Regions from separate parts of the Mus musculus genome. Here region 1 is linked to region 2. A link is a loop called in an ENCODE intact Hi-C map of the cell type or tissue named here. Cell type or tissue: heart. All regions are shown on one strand. Links, peaks and the distances in the headings refer to the core of each region. The heading gives the core; the rest is flanking DNA. Region 1 has its middle 23 kb from the start of Gm7102. Region 2 has its middle 37 kb from the start of Csf2ra.

Region 1 (11,218 bases), core at 1,744-9,743, 67 kb before region 2:
GGACCCTTCAAGGTCTCAAGGAGATGTGGGCATAACAACAAAGGACTCCACCTCGACTGTGGTACACTGATGAGTTTGCATAACTGCCCCAATGCCTTACCCACTGCCAGGACCCTGCCCAAACTATGGACAAATAAGACACAGGACATGCCTTGTATTGCTTAAGACAAAGTAAGGTCAGTCTCTCAAGTTTCTCCTCCACAGGAAGGTCTGTCAGATTTGCCAGGCCTGGCAGCCAAAGACTGATCTTGCTGTGGGACCTATGTCCCCAATGAAGCCATCCTAGTTGGGTGACCATCTAGGTAACTGGTAAATCTCTGCTACTTTAATTGATGCACGGGTCTTTTGAATTATACTTCCTGCGTACTCAAGTAAAATCTATTCTTCTCGGGTCTCTGAAGAGTTTGAAGACTAGACTAGTTAAAGAAGTAACTTTTTGCCGGGCAGTGGTGGTGGATGCCTTTAATCCCATCACTTGGGAAGCAGAGGCAATCGGATTTCTGAGTTCGAGGCCAGCCTGGTCTACAGAGTGAGTTCCAGAACAGCCAGGGATACACAGAGAAACCCTGTCTCGAAAAACCAAAAAGAAAAAAAGACGTAACTTTTTACCTTCCTTTTTCTAAAGAAACTCATTTTATAGTAAGTGATCCATCAACCATCTGTGTTTCATGATGAATAACTGGATAGGAAAAAAAGTGTAAAGTTTAAAGTTTATGGGAGGTCTGAGGATATGAAAGCTCTGAGAAAGTGTTAGAGGGTCTAAGAAGGTGTTTTTAAGGTTGGTGAATGTAGAACGATGGTACTGATGTAGTGAGACTTCTAGAGTGTTAATGTTTTTAACCAAAATTATTTTACTGTAGATTTGTTAGGGATTGGTTCTAATGCTTTGAATTAATCCAGCCCCCAAAATCAGGAATCCTCCTGTCCACACTTTGAAGGTCCTTCCTTGTCCCCAATTGGTCTTTGAACAATCAATAAAGAGCCAACAACCAATGGCTGGGCAGGTAGAGTAAGGTGGGACTTGGAGATTTGCACAGATGAGGAACTGGAAGAGTAGAAGGAGTCACAGATCACCCTGACAGGGAAGAAGATCAGACCTAAAGGCACACAGATCTGTGAGAGTCAGGGTAAGTGGAACTTCCCCGACTGGGGCTGGGGTAGCAGAGATGAAATATATATTTTAAAAGATGTTAGTTGTAGGGTTGTGGGTCACTCGTCCACTCTGAAGTTTGATTGAGCTTACCCCAGCCTGTTGCCAGACAGGTGTTTGGCCTTGGGGCAGCCCTGGGACACCTCTCTGGAGATGGGAAAGCTTAGTCTGAGGCCCAGAACAGCCAGGGCTGTCTCGGGAGTCTCGGGGCCTACAAGGAGGCTGGGGCTGTTTGGGTCTCAGGTGCCACTGGAAGTAGCAGAAGGGGACCAAAGGCTGGCTCTAGCCGGGGGCGTGGGGGCTGGAGGGGAGCTCCAGCTGGTCCCATGGGGAAAGTCTTTGGGTTAGGGGTTAGGGTTAGGAGGTTAGGGTTAGGGGGGTTAGAGTTAGGGGGTTAGGGTTAGGGGGTTAGGGTTAGGGGGTTAGGGTTGGGGGGTTAGGGTTAGGGGCTAGGGTTAGGGTTGGGGGTTAGGGTTAGGGGTTAGGGCTAGGGTTAGGGTTAGGAGTTAGGGTTAGGGTTAATTCTCCATTGAGAATTAACATGCAATTCTAATACGTCATCCTTTATATGTTAGTTGACATTTCCCTCTTGCAGGTTTTAATATGCTTTCTATGTTCCAACTGGTAATAAGAACACATGCTCCACTATGTTCATAGCAGCCTTATTTATAATAGCCAGAAGCTGGAAAGACCCAGATGTCCCTCAACAGAGGAATGGATACAGAAAATGTGGTACATTTACACAATGGAGTACTACTCAGCTATTAAAAACAATGAATTTATGAAATTCTTAGGCAAATGGATGTATCTGGAGGATATCATCCTGAGTTAGGTAACCCAATCACAAAAGAACACACGTGATAAGCACTCACTGTTAAGTGGATATTAGTCCAGAAACTTAGAATACCCAAGATATAATTTGCAAAACACATGAAACTCAACAAGAAGGAAGACCAAAGTGTGGATACTTCATCCCTCCTTAGAATGGGGAACAAAATACCCATGTAAAGAGTTACAGAGACAAAGTTTGAGCTGAGACAGAAGGAAGGACTATGCAGAGACTGTCCCATCCGGGGATCCATACCATAATCAACCACCAAATCCAGACACTATTGCATATGCCAGCAAGATTTTGCTGACATGACCCTGATATAGCTGTCTCTTGTGAGGCTATGCCAGTGCCTGGCAAATACAGAAGTGGATGCTCACAGTCATCTAATGGATGGAACAATGGGCCCCCAATGGAGGAGTTAGAGAAAGTACCCAAGGAGCTGAAGGTCTGTAGCCCTATAGGAAGAACAGCAATATGAACTAACCAGTACCTCCTGTCCTCATGTATCTAGCTGCATATGTAGCAGAAGATACATCATTGTCAACCATCACTGGGAAGAGAGGCCCTTGGTCTTGCAAAGATTATTTGCCCCAGTATAGGGTAATGCCAGGGCCAGGGAGCAGGATTGGGTGGGTTGGGGAGCAGGGCAGGGGGAGGGTATAAGGGACTTTTAGAATAGCATTTGAATTATAAATGAAGGAAATATCTTTTAAAATGTTTAAAAATAAAGAAAAAATATGTTTTCTATGTTCTCTTCATTTAGTGTTTGGGTAATATATGCCCAAGGGACTTTCTTTTCTTGTCCAGGCTGTTTCATACTCTGTATGCTCCTTTTACTTTGACAAGCCTCTCGTTTAGGTTAAGGATATTTTCTTCTATAGCTTTGTTGAGAATTTTTTGACCTGAGTGTCTTTTCCTCCTTCCTCTATACTTTATTATCCTTGTATTTGTTTCTTTGTTTGTTTTTGTAGTAATATCTTATATATCTTGGATGTTTTGTTCCTGGATTTTCTTTCTTTTTTCTTTTCTTTCTCCTTTTCCTTCTATTTCAACCAATTTTTCTTTTGGACCTAACATTTTCTCTGATTTATGTATCTATTTCTCCTATCATTTCTTCAATGCCTGAGATTCTATATTCTGTCTTTTGTATTTTGTTGTTAAGGTCTGCCTCTGAGGGCCCTATGTGAGTTCTTAAATGTTTCATTTCCAAATCTCTCCCAGTTTAGGTTTTCTCTATTGATTATGTTTTCCCTTTCAGGCCTTGGACTGTGTTTTATTCATTTTTATTCCACAGTTTTTGTTTTCACATATTTTTTCCCTTTAAGGATTTCTGTCATGTTTGTAAATTCTTTGTAGAGGTCTTAGTCTTGTGCTTCAGCCATGTTGGAACATTCAAAGCCTTCTGTGTAGGGTAGATGGTCTCTAGTGGAGATATATTGCCCACACTGTTACTGGTTGTGTTTTTACTGGTTGTGTTTTTATGCTAGTGTGGGTCTGAGAACATTGTAATTCTAGGAACTGATATTCAGTTTTGTGTTGTAGAAAATATTTCATCTCAATCCGGGGTTTCTACTATACCTTTGACCATTTAGTTCCTGGATAAAAGACACATATGACCTTTATACTTATAAATCTTACAAGGCACAAGAGCTGGGCAGATATCTATCCTCTATGCTATTATGTCTATTTTCCAGTCAATAATACTATTATATAACTTGCCATGCTTTGTCTGGGCTGCTCTTAACTCCAATTAGCCAATCCACATAGCCATTATTTCATAAATCACCTAATCCATGGTGGTTTCCTCCCCTCCCCTTCTTCTCCTACTCCTCATGGTTCTCCTCCAACCCCAAGTCCAGAAACCCTAAACCCTGCCCATCTATTGGCTATTGGCATCTTTATTTACCAATCAAAATAACTTGGTGATAAGGTCACATAATGTCACTTAGGTCTAGAAGTGGACTCTCTGGGGCATTGAGCATGTTAGATAAGTCTAAGCTATGTTCCCAGGCCTTCACCAGAATTTTATAAACAATTTCAATTAAAAACAATCCTAAGTCTTTGGCTTTACAGGTGTGGTTGTTTGGATGAGAATGGCCCACGTAGGATCATTTATTTAAATTCTTGTTCCTAAGCTGATGCAAATGTTTGCAAAGGGTTAGGAGGTTTGATCTTGTTGGAGAAGGTGTGTCCTTTGAAACAGGCTTTGGGGTTTCAAAAGCCCATGTCATTCTCAGTTCTCTTTGCCTCCTGCTTGTGAACCAAGTGGCTACAAGCTTTCAGTTACTACTACTACAGTACATGCCTACCTGCTGCCATGCTCACAGCCATGATAGTGATGGAACTGTGATCCCTGAACTGAAATATTATCTTTTAGAAGTTGCTTTAGTCTGAGTGTCTCAGCACAACAATGGAAAGAGGAAAGAAAGAAAGAAAGAAAGAAAGAAAGAAAGAAAGAAAGAAAGAAAGAAAGAAAGAAAGGAAGGAAGGAAGGAAGGAAGAAAGAAAGAAAGGAAGGAAGGAAGGAAGGAAGGAAGGAAGGAAGGAAGGAAGGAAGGAAGGAAGGAAGGAAGGAAGGAAGGAAGGAAGAAAAAAACCTAAAACAGCAGGTAAGTAAATGAGCTTCCACTCTCCTCTGTTTTCTGTCAGGTCTGGCTGCAGTCCAGTCTCCTGCTATTGCTGACCACCGTTACTGTGGTCTCTCCCACCTGCTGCTATTCTTCTGACCCTTCTCAGAGGGTTAGTGTGTCTTGTTTCTCATATGGTGTGTCTCACTGCCATATGACTGGGTCCCCTGCAGCCCTGCCTACCTGCAAGCACTGCCACACCCACCAGTGTATTTGTGAGTTTCTGTCCTCCAAAAGCTCGATTTAGGACAGTTGTGTTATTGTTTGACAGGTGTACCGCCCCAGTCAAACTCCCCACCTGGCACTGTCCCCGGAGTTTGTGCCAGAAGGGAGAGCCCCTCGGGGCTCCCCCCACCCCCCAGCCTCACCGGGTCGGTGAAAAAAAACGATGAGTGGTGGTATTTCACTGGCGGCCCGTGAGGCCGGCGTACCCCACCCCGACCCCTCGCGGGGAACGGGGTGGGGGGCACCGGGGACCTCCCACTTATTCTCCAGGTATAATATGGACAATTACAAAGATCAAAACAATAACAGGTATGGGGAGGAAATTCACAGACCACACCACATGGTATACCCGGGAGTCATGTCTGGAACAGAGCCCTCCCCACCCCCACCCCCCAAAAAGTCCCCATAAACAGGAGAATGGACCTCAAAGGAAAAGTCAGTTGGCATCATAGCCATGAGTAGATGTAGACAGACAGGACCGTTCTAGAATGCCCTGGCCACAGCATTGTCTCAGCCCCCAAAATCTAGAGCCCTGGCCCCAGAGACCAAGGAGCTCCTGGAGAAATTTTAAAAGAATTAAAAGACATTGAAGCTCCAGGGAGACAGGGCTGGGTTCCAATGGCTTGGAAGCCTGGGCAACATCATCCTCTTTGCCTCAAAATTCCAGAGCCCTGCCTCCAGGGACAGAACAGGAGGGGACAAGGAAAACATGAAGTTCCAGGGCAGAATTTAAGAATTCTGGTTGACGTGATCAAGTGCCGCCACCCCTGTAATTTGTCTCAGCAGGGAGCACAGCAACTAACATTCCCCACATAGATCTCCCAGTATTCACTCTGTTAGTGAATATACCCAAACACGACACCATCTCCAGGACAAAGGAGGCACGTGCTGGCTTGCTGGGACTCCTTAACTCTGGCCAGCTCTAGGTAGGGACTTCCTGTCCTCATAGACTGGGGCAAAGGAAAGTTGGAGAAACGAGTCACCACTAGGTGTCGCCCGACAACGGTCTCGATCAACCAAACAAACCAATACAGATCTCTCATGCCACAATTCACTCACTCATTCCGTCTCTCCCAAGGGTCCTCCCTAGCTCAGGGCGGGGCACTCACGCACACATGACAGAGCAGCGTACCCACCCACCACTTCTCCCGAGTGGCACAAACGGTCCCCATCGTCCCGCCCGAACATAGCGAACACGGGCTGGACTCGGGCACCCAAAAACGAAAGTATGACAGGGAGCTGTGAAAACAGGCGAAATCATTCTCTAAGTCAAAGTACGTGACTAACGTAGGGGAACAGTGTAAGACCCCCAAACTGGGGAGACCTCCGCTAAAGTCCCAGGATGAGCTGGCCGGCACCCCAATAACTCGAGAGAAAACCACACCTGATGCAAAACTGCAAGAGGCTTTATTGTCAGCTAGCTGCTCCGTGCTGGGCAGGGGAGTTCGACCACAAGCGGTAACAGTAGGGAGCTTTTAAAGGAAAACGTGAGGAGTTGGGGGAGTTTGGCTACAGCCCTTCTCTGGCAGGTGTCCTTGGTAAATTACAAGGCATGAGGAGTGGGGAGTGAGTTTGTAGCTCTTCTTTGTGGAGTTTATCTCTGTGTCCTTGGCACAGGGAGCCAGGCTAGGTCTTTTTACAATTATCGCATCTCTGGTTGTAAGGTATAGAAACAAAAAGGCTTTTTTGCTGGCTATAGAGAACAAAGAGCTTCTTTCTGGCTATATTTTTAGAGATCAGGGAAAACAAGCTTGGGGGAACGTTTAGAGGCTTTACCTTTCAGGGAGAAACGCTTTAAGTCGGGGTCTCACAACAGCATCAAAACAGGGTGTGCAAGGAGGGAGGCAAAGATGCCTGTTCCACATTATTTAGGTCTCCTTTTCAAAAACACTTAGCCCCCTAGAGTTTGTTGTTACTTTCTGGGCTTTATTGCCACCACTGATGCCTGGCCCCCCTTTGGAAGATTAAATGCTGAGTTAGAGCAAATTAAAAGAGCAATGAGATGGTTAAAATTCCCATTTGTAATTTATTTGCAGGAGTCTACCTGCATATTACAGAATACCAAAAGAGGGTGCCAGAACCTATTAGAACCCACCACGTGGCTTCTGGGAATCGAACTCAAGATTCTGAAAGAGCAGCAGACGGGTCTCTTGCTGTCTGAGTATCTCCAGTCTCTAAGGCTAGAATCTTTACTGAGAAATTCACGTTTAAAACAGCCCAAATATAATGTAATAAATAGAGAATTGCAGTAAAAGAGTAAATTCTAATAACAAAGATATTTGGCTGGCTCTTCTTGTGCTGTTTAAGGCTTGTTGTAAATAATAAAAGTTGTTTGTCTTTTATCCAAAATGCAAATATCAAGGTGGGGTAAGAACCCAGTTTGAACTTAAAGTTTTCTACCACATATCTGTGTTGCTATTGTTTCACATAACTAGGAGGCTCCTCAGACATAAGTCTGAAACAGTACAATGGATCATTTTGAAGAGGTGGGACAGGGCTGATTTGATCTATATTTGGTCTATTGTTTTAAATGACAAATAAGCCAATCATTTTATTTTTTGTTATTTTTAATTAAAAGGCATAAAAGATAACTATAATTAATAGTTCTCAAACTCCTTCTGTATGACAGCATAGTAGTTAATTTTGGTTTATTTGAGATGGAGTTTCTCTGCCTAGTGTTGATAGACAGACAGACAAACAGACAAATTGTTTGTTTTCTTGTTTGTTTGTTTTTTGAGGAATGTTGTCTAGTGCCTATACAAGCACAGACACAAGAAATAAATAAGCAAAGATCTTTGATTCACAAACCTGGGGTGGGTAATAAGTAAGGCATGTACACACACATGTGGGGGTGAGAGTGCATGAAACAATTTTAACAGCCTCCCATGAATGTCTCTTTTATCTGACTTTGAAGGAGAGACTGAGCAAAGCTGTAGCAGTGAATACCACAGAAGTTTGGAGAATCAGGGACCAGAGTGATTTACTACACCAGCAGTTATTACAGACATTAGGTATTCTGACCTCATCCTTGCCTACTAAAAGTAATGGAATTGGCACACATGGATCAAGGGCACAAGAAATTTGCAATCCTAAAAATAAATAATCCCATCCATAACTCTAATTTTAGTAGATCTGACCCCTTCACCTGGCTTCTGAAGGCATCAGACATGCACAGGGTTCACAGGCACACAGAGAGTCAGGTAGCCAGGCAGATAGTAAGGAAGGAAGGTGGGCAGGCAGGCTTCCCCCACAAATGCACACACACAAAATACACAATACAATCAGATCAACGGGCATGTTGGCCAGCATTGGGGCCTAGGCCTGACACAGGAATTATCAATCAGGGCCACAATTCAGGTTTTGGAGCTGAACTGTGTCTTTGAGTTAAGCATCTACTGGGGTTTTATGTCTAAAATCCACAAATATCTGTGCCAACTTATTCCATCAATCTGGATTTAGGGATAGGAGATTTCTGTAGGAACATGTCTTTGATCTTCACATATCCTGCTCCCATTAATTGGGGTATTCAACTGTGCAAGGGGCTTGCCTTGTCTAACATTCATGTCTTAACTCACCAACAGGGATTTCATTTACCCATGCATATGTCTCTACTGCCATCTGTAGGATATCACTTCCCAGGGAGGTCTTGGGAACTTACACTTTATTGGAATCCTACTGAAAATGGAAGTTTTATCCCAAATAGGTTTGCTGTTGTTTTTGTTTGTGTGTTCGTTGTTTTGTTTGCTTGTTTTTGTCAGTGCAGGTATCTCTCTTATGTTGTGGTACATCTCCAGGGGAACTTATAAAAGCAAGTAAACACCATAAAACGTTATACATGGGTTCAGGAAATGCTTCTGGTTGGTTGGTTCAGGTTCAAGCTTATTGTGGGTAACTATAAACAAAGCAGTTTACCTGACTTCTATTGTGATTGGTTTCCAAGGGCACAGAACTAACAGAATATGGAATGAACTTGGGCATGTGAATGTTTCCTAGTTCAAGCAGAAACAACATAAGGAAAAGTTTTTTTTTTTTTTTGTAATAATCGTAACAGCACAAAATGGCTGGCTTAGTAGGTAAGAGTTATCTAAGCCTTAACTATTCTTAACTAAGCCTTAACATTTTACCTAGGCCTTAATATTCCATCTAAGCTTTAATATATTCTTTAGACCTTAACATCCCATCTTGGCTTTAATGTTTTCCCTAGACCTTAACAGCCAGCAGCTTTTCACTCTAAGCCACCATACATGCATGTATGTGTATATGGATGGATATATTATTATTATATATTATTATGGATATATTATTCCCCAGTGCTGGCATGCACCACTATGCCCCCCTTTGTTTTTCTTTCTTCTTCTCTTCCTATATTCCTTTCCATTCTTTCATCCCAGGAAGACTTTGTGGGTATTTGTTTTCTCTTTCTGTGAATTTATTGAACATTGACCTCATATATATGGAAGGCAGCATGCGAAAGGCAATCATCTTGATTGCTAACTCCACCAAGATGGAATTAACCATGTGACTTCAATGCCATCTCAGTTGATGTAACCAACCATGTAACATAAACCAGAATGGCAGCTGAACGTTGAACCCAGAAAGTTTTTTGGTTTTGATTTATTGCTAGTCAGTTTCTAAATGTATCTGTGTGTGTGCCTGTCTCTTTGTCTATGTGTATTGCTGTGAAAGCAGGCACCTGTATGTGTGTATGCGTGATAGTGCAGGCATATGATGGAGGTGTGGTGAGTAGGTAACACCCAAAGTCTATGTGGGTTTCAGTGCCACAGAGGAAGCTCCATGCCATTCAGTCCTCATTGTTTGTTTAGTGTGTGTGTGTGTGTGTGTGTGTGTGTGCGCGCACACATTAGTTTCTTGTTTACTTAGTGTTTACTTATTTAAAACAGTGTTTCTTAGGAAAGGGTTCTATCTGCCAGGAAGACTTTGAAATTCAGAGATGTGCCTGCCTCAGCCTCAAGAATGATGGGATGTCAGGAGGCAGAGGCAGGCAGATTTCTGAGTTCGAGGCCAGCCTGGTCTACAAAGTGAGTTCCAGGACATCCAGGGTTATACAGAGAAACCCTGTCTCAAAAAAACAAACCAAAAAAAGAAAAAAAAATGGGATGAAGGGAGTGTACCACCACACCCATGTTGGCTTGCTTTTCTTTCTTAATTCCATGGAGATATTTTTTTTTTATTGTTTGTTCTTCTGCTGCCCCTCTCTGTCTCTCACTGTGTCTGTGTCTGTGTGTGTGCACACGTGTATGTGCACATGGTTGTGTGTGTGTTTGTGTGAATGTGTGTATCGCAGTCTAGCTGTCTGACTTTCTATGTCTTTGGGTATGGAGGGAATATGTTGACTATGAAGCTATGATACAGATACTTTGTAGATCACAGTTCAAAAGTTTTCAATAACCTTGTGAAGAAGAAAGAGAAAGAGAGAAAGATTGAGAGAGATACAAAAGACTTTAAAATCAGCACCCAAGCTTTTCTTGTCCTATCCCAACTGCCAACAACCACCAGAACTTGCTTTGCACTGTGTACTAGGACAGCAGTATGTTCACTGCTGAAATTTATAGCTCTAAGTCCCTACCTTAAGAAAGAAAAGCAGTGAATGCTGAGGTACAAAAACATTGAAAACTTCTTTAATAAAATCCAATATTCTTTCATGATCAAAGCTCTATAGCCAATAGTACTAGATGGGTTATGTCTCTATAAAATAGAGACCAGAATCATTTTGCCTCATTTTGCTTTGTGTCTAGGTTTCTTTTTGTGTAGCCCTGGCAGCCCTCAAATGTGGTTTGTAGACTAGGCTAGCCTCAAACACAGAGATCCATCTATGTCTTCTACCACTACCACCACCACTTTCTGGCAAGAACTAGAACCTGAAATAATAAAAAATGAGAATCTCAGTCAAGCATGGTAGCATACCTTTAACAAGCAGGCATATATCTGTTTTTAGGCCAGACTCGTCTACAGAGGAAGTTGGAGGACATCCAGGGACCAGAATGAGTTACTACAACAGTAGCTATTTCACTGAAAATATAGATTCAGAGTGTAGGGATTCTGACCCTATCCTTGCTTAATAAAAGTAATAACAGTGATCACAGATCGAGGGCATAAGAAATGTACGAATTCCAATATGCTTTTGTTATCTTCATCTGAATAACACTGCAAGGTTGCCTTCCTTGTTCTTTAAAGCTCTCTGTCTTTCGGGATGCTTACTCTCCTATCTAGACTGAGTTCACTGTAGAAAACAGACTTTTGGGAAAAGCATGTTCCTGGCTGTGTGGGCCAATGCTGAGAGAGGCAAACCAGGAAATGGACAGCAGGTATGGAAGACATGGTGGTCTAACCTGCTATCTATATCCAACTAAGTGCATGCTTTGT
Region 2 (11,218 bases), core at 2,107-10,106:
TCTGAGTTGAGTGTCTTCTCTTGTCTACCTAGTTATGTGTGAAGTGTGCAGAATTCAGGGAAGCTTAGACTTTTTCATACTAAGTCAGGGATAGTTTCATGATAAACTGTAAATATAGCAACCAAAAATTAATTGTGCAGCCCTTCCAAGGAGGCGAAGAGCCCTGTGCCACCATGAAGCTTTTGTTCCGTGAGCGGAGAGTACCACCTCACTAACCTTTTTAGTGGTGTGGATTTTATACCATCGGTGTATGTTTGCAAATACTAAGTTATTACATATTTTAAAATGAGTATTTTTCATCCTAAATTTTATGTTTGCAAATATATTTTTTAATAAAATTTCAAAACCAAGTTTTAGCACCTAAAAGAAAAAGAAAAACGGAAAAAAGAAACTGGGAAAGCACACACTAGCATCTTGACAGTGCACTGAAAGCTCTAGAACAAAAAGAAACAAATACACCTAAGAGGAGTAGAAGGCAGGAAATAATCAAACTCAGGGCTGAAATCAACAAATCAACAAATCAACAAAAAGAACTATACAAAGAATCAACAAAACCAGAAGCTGGTTCTTTGAGAAAATCAATAAGATAGATAAACCCTTAGCCAGACTAACTAGAAGGCACAGAGACAGCATTCAATTAACAAAATCAGAAATGAAAAGGGAGACATAACAACAGAAACTGAGGAAATCCAAAAAACCATCAGATCCTACTACAAAAGCCTATATGCAACAAAAATAGAAAACCTGGATGAAATGGACAATTTTCTAGACAGATGCCAAGTACCAAAGTTAAATCAGGATCAGATTAATTACTTAAACAGTCCCATACCCCCTAAAGAAATAGAAACAGTTATTAATAGTCTCCCAACCCAAAAATCCCAGGACCAGATGGGTTTAGTGCAGAGTTCTATCAGACTTTCAAAGAAGACCTAATTCCAATACTCCTCAAATGATTCCACAAAAAAGAAACAGAAGTTACTCTACCCAATTCCTTCTATGAAGCCACAATCACTCTGATACCTAAACCACACAAAGATTCAACAAAGAGAACTTCAGACCAATTTCCCTGAACACAGAACATGCCCACAAGTGCTGGCAACACCCAGTACCTCACATTACTGTGGGCTATGCCCCACTGCTGACAAAGCCTTGAGGCATACCCATGGTGTAGAGGACCTATGTCACTCTGCTACACCTCTCTATGACCACTACTACTAGGAGACACTACAAAATTGTGGCCATGCCCCTCCTGGCCACACCCCTCTGCTGGCCATGCTTCACTCTACCATTTACTGATGGGCCTTGTTCAGTGTGTGCAGGAAGTCCCCGAGACCCCACCCACAGCAGGAAGTCCCTGAGGCCCCACCCACCTCCAAGAAGTTGTTCTGCCCCAGCTCCTGGCACATAATCCTGCTGGACCATGACCAGTTCATGGTATAGAAGATCCTGATCACAAGGTCAGGGTGGGGTCACAGGTATAACTGTCAGTGCAGGAGGGTCAGGGTGGGACCACAGGGTCAAGATGGAGGGTCACCAAGCACATCAGAATGAGGCTATAGAGAGTTAACATGACAGGTGTGGCTTCATTTGGGCATGTACGATGTGTATAGCTGTGGGTGTGGCCTTGGGTCTGGTCTTTGCTGTGTCCTTGTCTGTGGGTGTGGCTGTAGGCCTAACTGTTGGTGTGCATGTCCACAGGTGAGCACATCCCTCACCTTGGTGACATAGCACAAGTGGAACTCCAACCTCTCCTTTAGGAAGGACAGGTCCAGGTGCAAGTTCACTGCATCATGGGAGACAGAGGAAGGGGAGGTTTGGCAGAGTGGTTGGAGCTGGAGACAGGGCAAGGACAACAAATGGTGGTGGGGATGACATGAAGCGGGTCTACTCAGAACAAGATATAGAGGAAATCAGTTTGGTGGTTCCTGAGAAAATTGGACATAGCACTACTGGAGGATCCAGCAATACCACCCTTGGGCATATACCCAGAAGATGCTCCAATATGTAATAATGACACATGTTCTACTATGTTCATAGCAGCCTTATTTATAATAGCCAGGAGCTGAAAGAACCCAGATGTCTCTCAACAGGGGAATGGATACAGAAAATGTGGTACATTCTTAAAAACAATGAATTTATGAAATTCTTAGGCAAATAGGTGGATCTGGAGGATATCATCCTGAGTGAGGTAACCCAATCACAAAAGAACACATATGATATGCACTCACTGATGAGTGGATATTAGCACAGAAGCTCAGAATACCCAAGATACAATTCACAAATCACATGAAACTCAAGAAGAAGGAAGACCAAAGTGTGGATATCTGGATCCTTCTTAGAAGGGGGAACAAAATACCCATGGAAGGAGTTACAGCGACAAAGTTCAGAGTAGAGACTGAAGGAATGACCATCCAGAGACTGCCCCACCTGGGGATCCATCCCATAAACAACCACCAAAACCAGACACTATTGTGGATGCCAACAAGAGCTTGCTGACAGGAGCCTGATAAAGCTGTCTTCTGAGAGGCTCTGTCAGTGCCTGACTAATACAGAAGTGGATGCTCACAGTCATCCATTGGATGGAGCACAGGGTCCCCAATAAAGGAGCTAGAGAAAGGACTCAGGCAGCTGAAGGGGTTTGTAGCCCCATAGGAGGAACAACAATATGAACTAACCAGTACCCCAGAATTCCCTCCAACCAAAGAAATGGTGGGACTCATGGCTCTAGTTGTTTATGTAGCAGAGGATGGCCTAGTCGGTTATTGATGGGAGGAGAGGCCCTTGGTCCTGTGAAGGTTATATGCCCCAGTATAGGGGAATGCCAGGGCCAGGAAGAGCGAGTGGGTGTGTTGTTGAGCAGGGACATCTGGGTTGTTGTTTCCAACTTCTGGCTATTACAAATAAGACTACTCTGAACATAGTGGAACACATGTCCTTATGGTATGGCGGATTATCTTTTGGGCATATGCCCAGGAGCAGTATAGCTGGGCCTTCTGAATGAAACATTTTCAATATTCTAAGGAAGTTTCAGACTGATTTCCAGAGTTGTTGTAGCAGTTTGCAATCCCTCTAGCAATGGATGAGTGTTCCTCTTTCTCCAAGTCCTCACTAGAATGTGCTATCACTTGAATTTAGATCTTAACCATTCAAAGTCCTTAGTCGCTATGGAAATGAAAACAAAAAGCACCCTGATATTCTACATTACCCCCTACACCAATTTAGTGTATTTTTTCCAGTTTTTTCTTTTTTTATTATTTTTATTAGATATTTTCTTTATTACATTTCAAATGTTATCCCCTTTCCTTGTTTCCCCTCCAAAACCACTCTATCCCTTTCCCCCACCCCTGCTCACCAACCCATGCACTCGCACTTCCTTACTTGAGGGGCTACCTCTTCTGTCTTGTATGTTTTTTTCACCATGTAGAAAGACTTTGTCTCTCATAAATGAACGAATACAGAAAAAGATATTCATCCATCTTTACATGCATTACATTCATGCATGCATGTACAATGGCTCAGTGGACAAAGCTGCTGGCTGTTAATGTATAGGTAAAATATTAAGGCCTAGATGGAATGTTAAGGACTGAGGAAACTATTAAGGCCTAGATGGAATGTGAAGGCCTATGTCAGATTAGTTAAGGGCTAGGTAATCTCTTACCTGTTTAGCCTGCCATTTTGTACTGTTAACTACTATTATAAGGACACTTTCTCATAGCTTGTTTCTGCTGTTACTGCCAGAATTGATTACATATTCTCATTGGATGTGTCCTCAGAAACTAATCATGATAAAAGCCGATCAAATGGCTTCCTTTGTTCTATAGTTATCTGCAAAAGGCTTGGACCCAAACCAACCACCCAGCAGCATTTCCTGCACCCACCCATGTATACACTTTTCTGGCATTTGCTCTTAGAAGCTGCCCTGGGGATGGACCCCCAACACAAGAGAGACACCCGCACCTATTCAGTGCAGAGACTACTTGGAATCAGACTTCTATTTTGAGTAGGGTGTGAGTGAGTAAAGTGTAAGTTCCCAAGGCCTCCCAGGGAACTGACATCTTACTTGGAAGAAAGAGACTTGTATGTGGGCAACTGACTTCCTGGTTTGCAAGTTAAGACATGAATGTTAGACAAGGCAAGTCCCCCTGCCACAGTCAAGTACCCCAACTAATGGGAGCAGGATAAGTATATAACAAAGATATGTTTCTAAGGAATTCCCCTATCCCTAAGTCCAGATTGGTGGAATAACTTGGTATAGATGTTTTGTGGATTTTAGGCATAGAAACCCTGTAGGATCTTCACTCTAGGTCACAGTTCAGCTCTGGAACCTGAATTGTGGCCCTGACTGATAAGTACTGGGACATATGCAGTTCTGCACAGACAGTCAGACAGAGGGACAGACAGACAGACAGAGGGACAGATGGACACACACACACACACACACACACACACACACACACACACACACACACACCTGCTAGCCAAGATGCCTGACGACCTGATTTTATTAGTGTGTGTGTGTCTCCATGGCCAAGCTAGCACCCCCCCCCCCAGAATTGTGTTTCAGAGATCCTTATTTATTTCTTGTGCCTGTGCTTGTATATGACCTAGGCTACACTTCCTGAAAACCAAACCAAACCAAACCAAACCAAACCAAACCAAACCAAACCAAACCAAACCAAACAAGTATGGCTGCCTGCCTGCCTATGAAGAGAAATGATATCACGAATCAACTAAAACTATCTCCTAAGTCTTCCTGTTTCTCTTTCTTTTCTATCTTCTTTCTTTTTTCTTTTCTTTTCTTCTCTCTCTCTCTTTTCTTTTCTTTTTAAATTTTATTTTTATTTTTTTCATACAGGGTTTCTTAGTGTAAGCAGTCCTGGCTGTCTTGGATCCCACTTTGTAGACCAGACTGTAACCTGTAAGAGCCTGCTTCTGCTTTTCAAATGCTGGCATGAAAGTTGTACACCACTATGACCAGCTAAGATTCTTATCTTTTTTTTCTTTCCCCTTTCTTTCTATGATTCTAGCTTTTACCAGGCAGTGGTGGTAGCAGAGGGAGGTGGTGGATCACTGTAATTTTGCAGCTAGCTTAGTCTACAGACTGAGTTACATCAAAGGAGTTCCAGGATGACTGATTATATTTATCTTTTATTATGCATTTTAATTAAAATTAACCAAAAGAATTTAGAATGACTGATTCAGGGTCTGGCATTTTAACGTATTATACAAAAGCAGGAGAAAAAACCATGAGGCTGTCTGTGGATGGTCTAGGGTTCTGGCTGTTTTTGGGAGCTTCCTTGTCATGAGCTTTGCACATGCAAACTGGGCCACCTAGAGGCTGGTAAAGGCAGCCTGGAAACAAAAGCAACCTGGAACAGTAGGTCACATGATGGCCAGCCACCTCCATCTTGATGAGGTCTGTCAGTGGACAAGATGGCTGCCATCCACATGTGGTCTTCCATCTTGGTGAGGTCAATGTGCAACTGAGTGACAGAACAAGGAAGTAGAAACAGACACACAGGCACAACACGTTCATTCTGTTTTTGGATAAAAGACACACAATTTTTATTATTTACAGTAAGCCTTAAACAGCACTACAAGAGCCGGCCAGATATTTACCCTCTATGTGATAAGAATTTTCTTTTTTCTTCTTTTAATTCTCAGGACCTGCATGGTGGGTTCTCCTAGGTTCTGGTGCCCTCTTCTGGCATGCAGGCATATAGGCAGCAGATAGAGCACACAAATACATACATTGAAAACTAATAATAATAATAACCAATAAATGAAAAGAAAAAAGATTGTAGCTTCTGCCCAGCTGCATGGGTAGCAGAGGCAGGCAGGCAGAGAGGACCTCTGTAAGTTTGAGGCTACCCAAGCCTACAGAGCAAATTCCAGGCAGGGCTGCTGAGGTACACCAAGAGAAACCCTACTTTGAAGCAAAATAAGACAAAGCAGAAAAGGTTCTGGCTTTTATTTTACAGACATATTTTTCTTCTAGTACTATTGACTATCAAACTTTGATCATGAAGGCACGTTGGATTTTATGACAGAATTTGTATGTGTGTGTGTTATATTTCAGCTGTGATTGCTGTCACTTGTCATCTAGTGGGCTTGTGTTTGGTTTCTTTCTTTCCATGTCATCTATCAAGTCGGGGCCATAGCACCCTTTCAGCCTCAGAAATCCAGAGCTCACTGACTCCTGGAGAAAGGGTGCTAGGGGAGAAGGAAAAAAGAAATCTCTGGGGCAGGGGCAAGACTTGAGCCTTCTGGTCGACCTGATCAAGCTGCCACCAACCCTACCATTTTTCCTAATAGGGCGTACAGCAACAACCCCTGCCCTGTAGATCTCCCGGTACAACCTCCTTGGTAGAGACTCTCTATCTCCGAGATGCACCCGCCTGCTTGCCCGACCCTGGCCGCCTCATCGCAGGCACTTCCCTGTCCTGTGTCACCAACCGGAGAAGGCAGGAGCGTTGCGGAAACTTGTCAACACTAGGTGTCGCCCGTCAACAACGGTCTGGATCAACTAAACAAACCAATACAGATCGCTCACGCGCCGCCACATTCACTCACTTATTCCGTCTCTCCCGACGGTCCTCCCTAGCTTGGGGGGGTGGGGGGGGGGCGGGGAAGGGGAAGGGGTGGGGGACGACACTCACGCACGCATGATGGAGCAGCGTACCCACTCACCACTTCTCCCGAGTGGCACAAACGGTCCCCATCGTCCCACCCGAACATAGCGAACGCGGGCTGGACTCAGACACCCAAAAACGAATGTATGACAGGGAGCTGTGAAAACAGGCGAAATCACTCTCTAAGTCAAAGTACGTGGCTAGCGAATCGGTCAGCGGGGCAAGGGAACAGGCACAATTAGGGGAAGGGGCTACAGTAAGGGGAAGGGAGCATCTAAGCACGGTGGAAGAGGAGGGTGGCTCGCGATCTCAGTTCCACTCCATTTAGGTCTCATTTTAAAAACACTACCGCTTGGGGTTTGTTGTTTTCTGGTGCTCGCTGCCACCCGCCCGCCGGCCACCCTCCCGCCCTCATCGAACCCATGTGATATACACACAACATGGCCCCTGCACCCACAGCTCAGAGAACATGTAAAGGGACTAGAAGATGGTAAAATCTGGAGGACTAAGTTGCCTGCTGAGAAACAGCGTCTTCTCTGTAATAGTGGAGTTGCACCTGAGACAACTTAACAGGTGAGTCACCTAAGTAAGACTTACAAAATGACATGACCAGTTGGCATGCCATAGGAAGGGGGAAATGTTCACATGTCCACACACCTAAGTGGAGAACTACATACATTCAACTGATGCTGAGAGATGGAGATTCAGACTTCCACGTTATCTGACACAGTCATTTATCCTTGGCATCAGGAATACTTTTGTTTTGCATACATCTATGAGTCTGAACATTTATGTGGATAAACATTAATCAACCAATCAACAAATCAATCAATTATAAAAGAAACATGACCTGTGCACATATCTCTGAATAGTAGGGTGTGAGCCATTCTGTTCTCCATGAGAGTCCTGTCAATACTACATAGCTTAAGCTCCCTTAAGAGATGCACTTAGGAGAAATCAAATTAGATTTTTAAAAATATTTTTTATTACATATTTTCCTCAATTACATTTCCAATGCTATCCCAAAAGTCCCCCATACCCTCCCCCCCGACTTCCCTACCCACCCATTCCCATTTTTTTGGCCCTGGCGTTCCCCTGTACTGGGGCATATACAGTTTGCGTGTCCAATGGGCCTCTCTTTCCAGTGATGGCTGACTAGGCCATCTTTTGATACATATGCAGCTAGAGTCAAGAGCTCCGGGGTACTGGTTAGTTCATAATGTTGTTCCACCTATAGGGTTGCAGTTCCCTTTAGCTCCTTGGGTACTTTCTCTAGCTCCTCCATTGGGAGCCCTGTGATCCATCCATTAGCTGACTGTGAGCATCCACTTCTGTGTTTGCTAGGCCCCGGCATAGTCTCACAAGAGACAGCTATATCTGGGTCCTTTTGATAAAATCTTGCTAGTGTATGCAATGGTGTCAGCGTTTGGAAGCTGATTATGGGGTGGATCCCTGGATATGGCAGTCTCTAGATGGTCCATCCTTTCGTCTCAGCTCCAAACTTTGTCTCTGTAACTCCTTCCATGGGTGTTTTGTTCCCAATTCTAAGGAGGGGCATAGTGTCCACACTTCAGTCTTCATTCTTCTTGAGTTTCGTATGTTTAGCAAATTGTATCTTATATCTTGGGTATCCTAGGTTTTGGGCTAATATCCACTTATCAGTGAGTACATATTGTGTGAGTTCCTTTGTGAATGTGTTACCTCACTCAGGATGATGCCCTCCAGGTCCATCCATTTAGCTAGGAATTTCATAAATTCATTCTTTTTAATAGCTGAGTAGTACTCCATTGTGTAAATGTACCACCTTTTCTGTATCCATTCCTCTGTTGAGGGGCATCTGGGTTCTTTCCAGCTTCTGGCTATTATAAATAAGGCTGCTATGAACATAGTGGAGCATGTGTCCTTCTTACCGGTTGGGACATCTTCTGGATATTAATTAGATTTTTTTTATGCTATGTAGATGGATGATGTGAATATGTGTATATATTTCTATGTATATGTTCATGTAAAAGTAACAATTGCACTATTGAGTTTAAGTGATTCCTGTCATAGGAAGTTGGACAATGAGAGGTGATATAATATTAATAATTGAAAAGCAGAAAACGTACAGAGAAAACCTGTCTCCAAAAACCAAAGAGAGAGAGAGAGAGAAAGAAAAGAAAAGAAAAGAAAAGAAAAAAAAGAAAAGCAGAAAACGTTAAAGAAATAAGCCCTCAAATGTATCTTCACCTGGCAATAAGTAAACAAAAGTTCTGGTTCTAATACTAATGTTAGGACTGAAGGAAACAAAAACCTCTGTAGACACTTTGTACTGAGAAGTCCTTCACCTTGATTCCTTCTTCACTTGGAATGCTGAGTGTTGTGACCGGCCAGCAGCTCACATGTCTGGGTTCTAGCCTGGAAAGGCATTTTGGAAACCTGGAAGAGAAGAGGGGCTAGGCTGCGCGAGATAAGGACGGAACCAAGACAAGGCTCTGCACAAGGTTCAATTTTTACTATTCAGGCACTCCGTTATGAAGGAAGGGGGAGGGGCCCGATTCCCGCCAAAAAACTAGGAGTAAGGTTGCAGGTGAGCACGTGATGGCTTCGGAACAGCAAAGCTCGAGCAGTGGGTGTAGCAGAACGATTGAGCGGCAAGCTCCACCCCTGAGCAAGCAGGTTTCAGGCTGGGGGAGGGGAGACTACAGCTGAGCACTTTCATCCCTGCCTCATCTCCACTCCTATGGGAGTCATTGTCTATGAATGGACTCAAGGATGAAATCAGTATTGAGGAACTTTATGAGCAATATAACAGAGGAATCCTCGAGCAAAAGTGGTAAGCCAGATGGTTTGTCTCAGCAATAGTACTCCATTCCTAAGTTGTAACACTAAGCACGGCAGCAATAGGAACTGTGATTGTGATTGCACTTACATTTCATGTCATTTCAGAGGATGTTGATGTGCTTCCTTGGGTTTCAGAATTCTTATCTAGATCAATGCATTTGTGGAGAGCGATTATTTGATAAGTTGCCTAAAAGCCTAAGTTGGGTTAGCTATAAATAGAATATTTTGCTCTAACGGAGAACTTGATTCAGATCCAAGCACCCATGTCAGGTGTTTCACAAGTGCAGATAGGTGCAACTACAGGGATATTTTTCCTCATATGTGTACCTGTACATGTGTGACCCATCCCACACATTTAAGCAATTGATTTTTATGTTATTTTTATGGATGTAATTTTTGATGTTAAGTATCAATTCTTCTTTGTTTTTACACCTAAAACAATTTCAGTATATTTTCAAAATTATTTCTGAGCATAATGTATGTAGAAATGCATGACTTCAAAAAACATCTTCTGAGTAGGTTGCTTGGTTTTACTACATGCATCATGAGAATACATTCAGATTGTAAAGTTTAACAACAAATGATTTAACTGTTGAGCTATCTCACCAGGCATGATACGTCTTTAAAATTTTTAATTTGGGCTGGCAAGATGGCTCAGTGGTTAAGAGTGCCGACTGCTCTTCCGAAGGTCCTGAGTTCAAATCCCAGCAACCACATGGTGGCTCACAACCATCCTTAACGAAATCTGATGCCCTCCTCTGTAGTATCTGAGGACAACTACAGTGTACTTGCATATAACAAATAAATAAATACACAAATACATAACTAAATAAAAATTTTAATTCATTATATAGAATGAAAGGCAAAATAATTGAAAAACTAACCATAAACTTTTTGCATTTTGCAAACCCTAGATAATTGTTTTAATAATGGGTGTGGTATGTAATATACTGATTATGAGTCTCGTCTTATATTCTACCTTTTTGGTCAACTCTTATCCCCTATTTCCTGGATTCATATCACATCTGGCTTTGAACATGGCCTTCTGAATATTACATACTTAGCAGTTTCTAATAAATTTGCAACTACTTTAGTCTTCTATATAATCTTACAGAGAACATGGATTGTGTACCTAGCAGTCTCTTGACTTAGTCCAGTAGATTTGACTTAATATTTGGTTCTTCATGGGCTCCTATATGTACATGGTGTGCATAATGATTTGTAGGACAGATATATTCATGAAATATGACTAAATTAATACTCTTAAAAATTGTGACTAAAAACGAATGTACATGAAACTTTACAATAGGTTAATTATTGTGAACATCTTATGGAGAATTCTCTCAAATTGCAGTTTTATTTTCTAAAGTATTTCTTTGTGAAAATGTAATCTGCCATGATTTTTTTTAATTTATTTTTTTTCCATTTTTTATTAGGTATTTAGCTCATTTACATTTCCAATGCTATACCAAAAGTCCCCCATACCCACCCACCCCCACTCCCCTGCCCACCCACTCCCCCTTTTTGGCCCTGGTGTTCCCCTGTACTGGGGCATATAAAGTTTGCAAGTCCAATGGGCCTCTCTTTCCAGTGATGGACTGCCATGATTTTGCAATGAGTCAATATGTGGGTCAAGACACAAGGTATGTGTGTTTGTTGTTTTCTAGCAGGATTTTGTTAATGGTTTTTATATCTAAAACTAGTAAATTAGATCCATAACATAATTTATTTTATTTATTTATTTATTTAGCTAGTTAGTTATT

Evidence for each region. A loop is a pair of places that touch in the nucleus more often than their neighbours do. Peaks named below come from ENCODE experiments on the same cell type or tissue, not always from the same donor. Only the 100,000 strongest peaks of a DNase experiment are listed, where the experiment ranks them.
Region 1: it touches region 2 in a loop (6-fold over the local background); 22 of 42 quality-filtered maps call a loop at or near these places.

Annotation. Positions count from the first base shown.
Region 1 is chr19:61,193,738-61,204,955 of GRCm38, forward strand. No RefSeq gene overlaps it. Among named protein-coding and RNA genes, the nearest start is that of Gm7102, 23 kb to the left of the region's middle. In heart, for the core only: no CTCF peak of the experiment used is centred there; a DNase peak (open chromatin) is centred at 5,834; H3K4me3 peaks cover 742 bases; H3K27ac peaks cover 429 bases.
Region 2 is chr19:61,260,122-61,271,339 of GRCm38, forward strand. No RefSeq gene overlaps it. Among named protein-coding and RNA genes, the nearest start is that of Csf2ra, 37 kb to the left of the region's middle. In heart, for the core only: a CTCF peak has its summit at 5,692 (motif pointing left); DNase peaks (open chromatin) are centred at 5,410, 6,365 and 6,730; H3K4me3 peaks cover 1,295 bases; H3K27ac peaks cover 946 bases.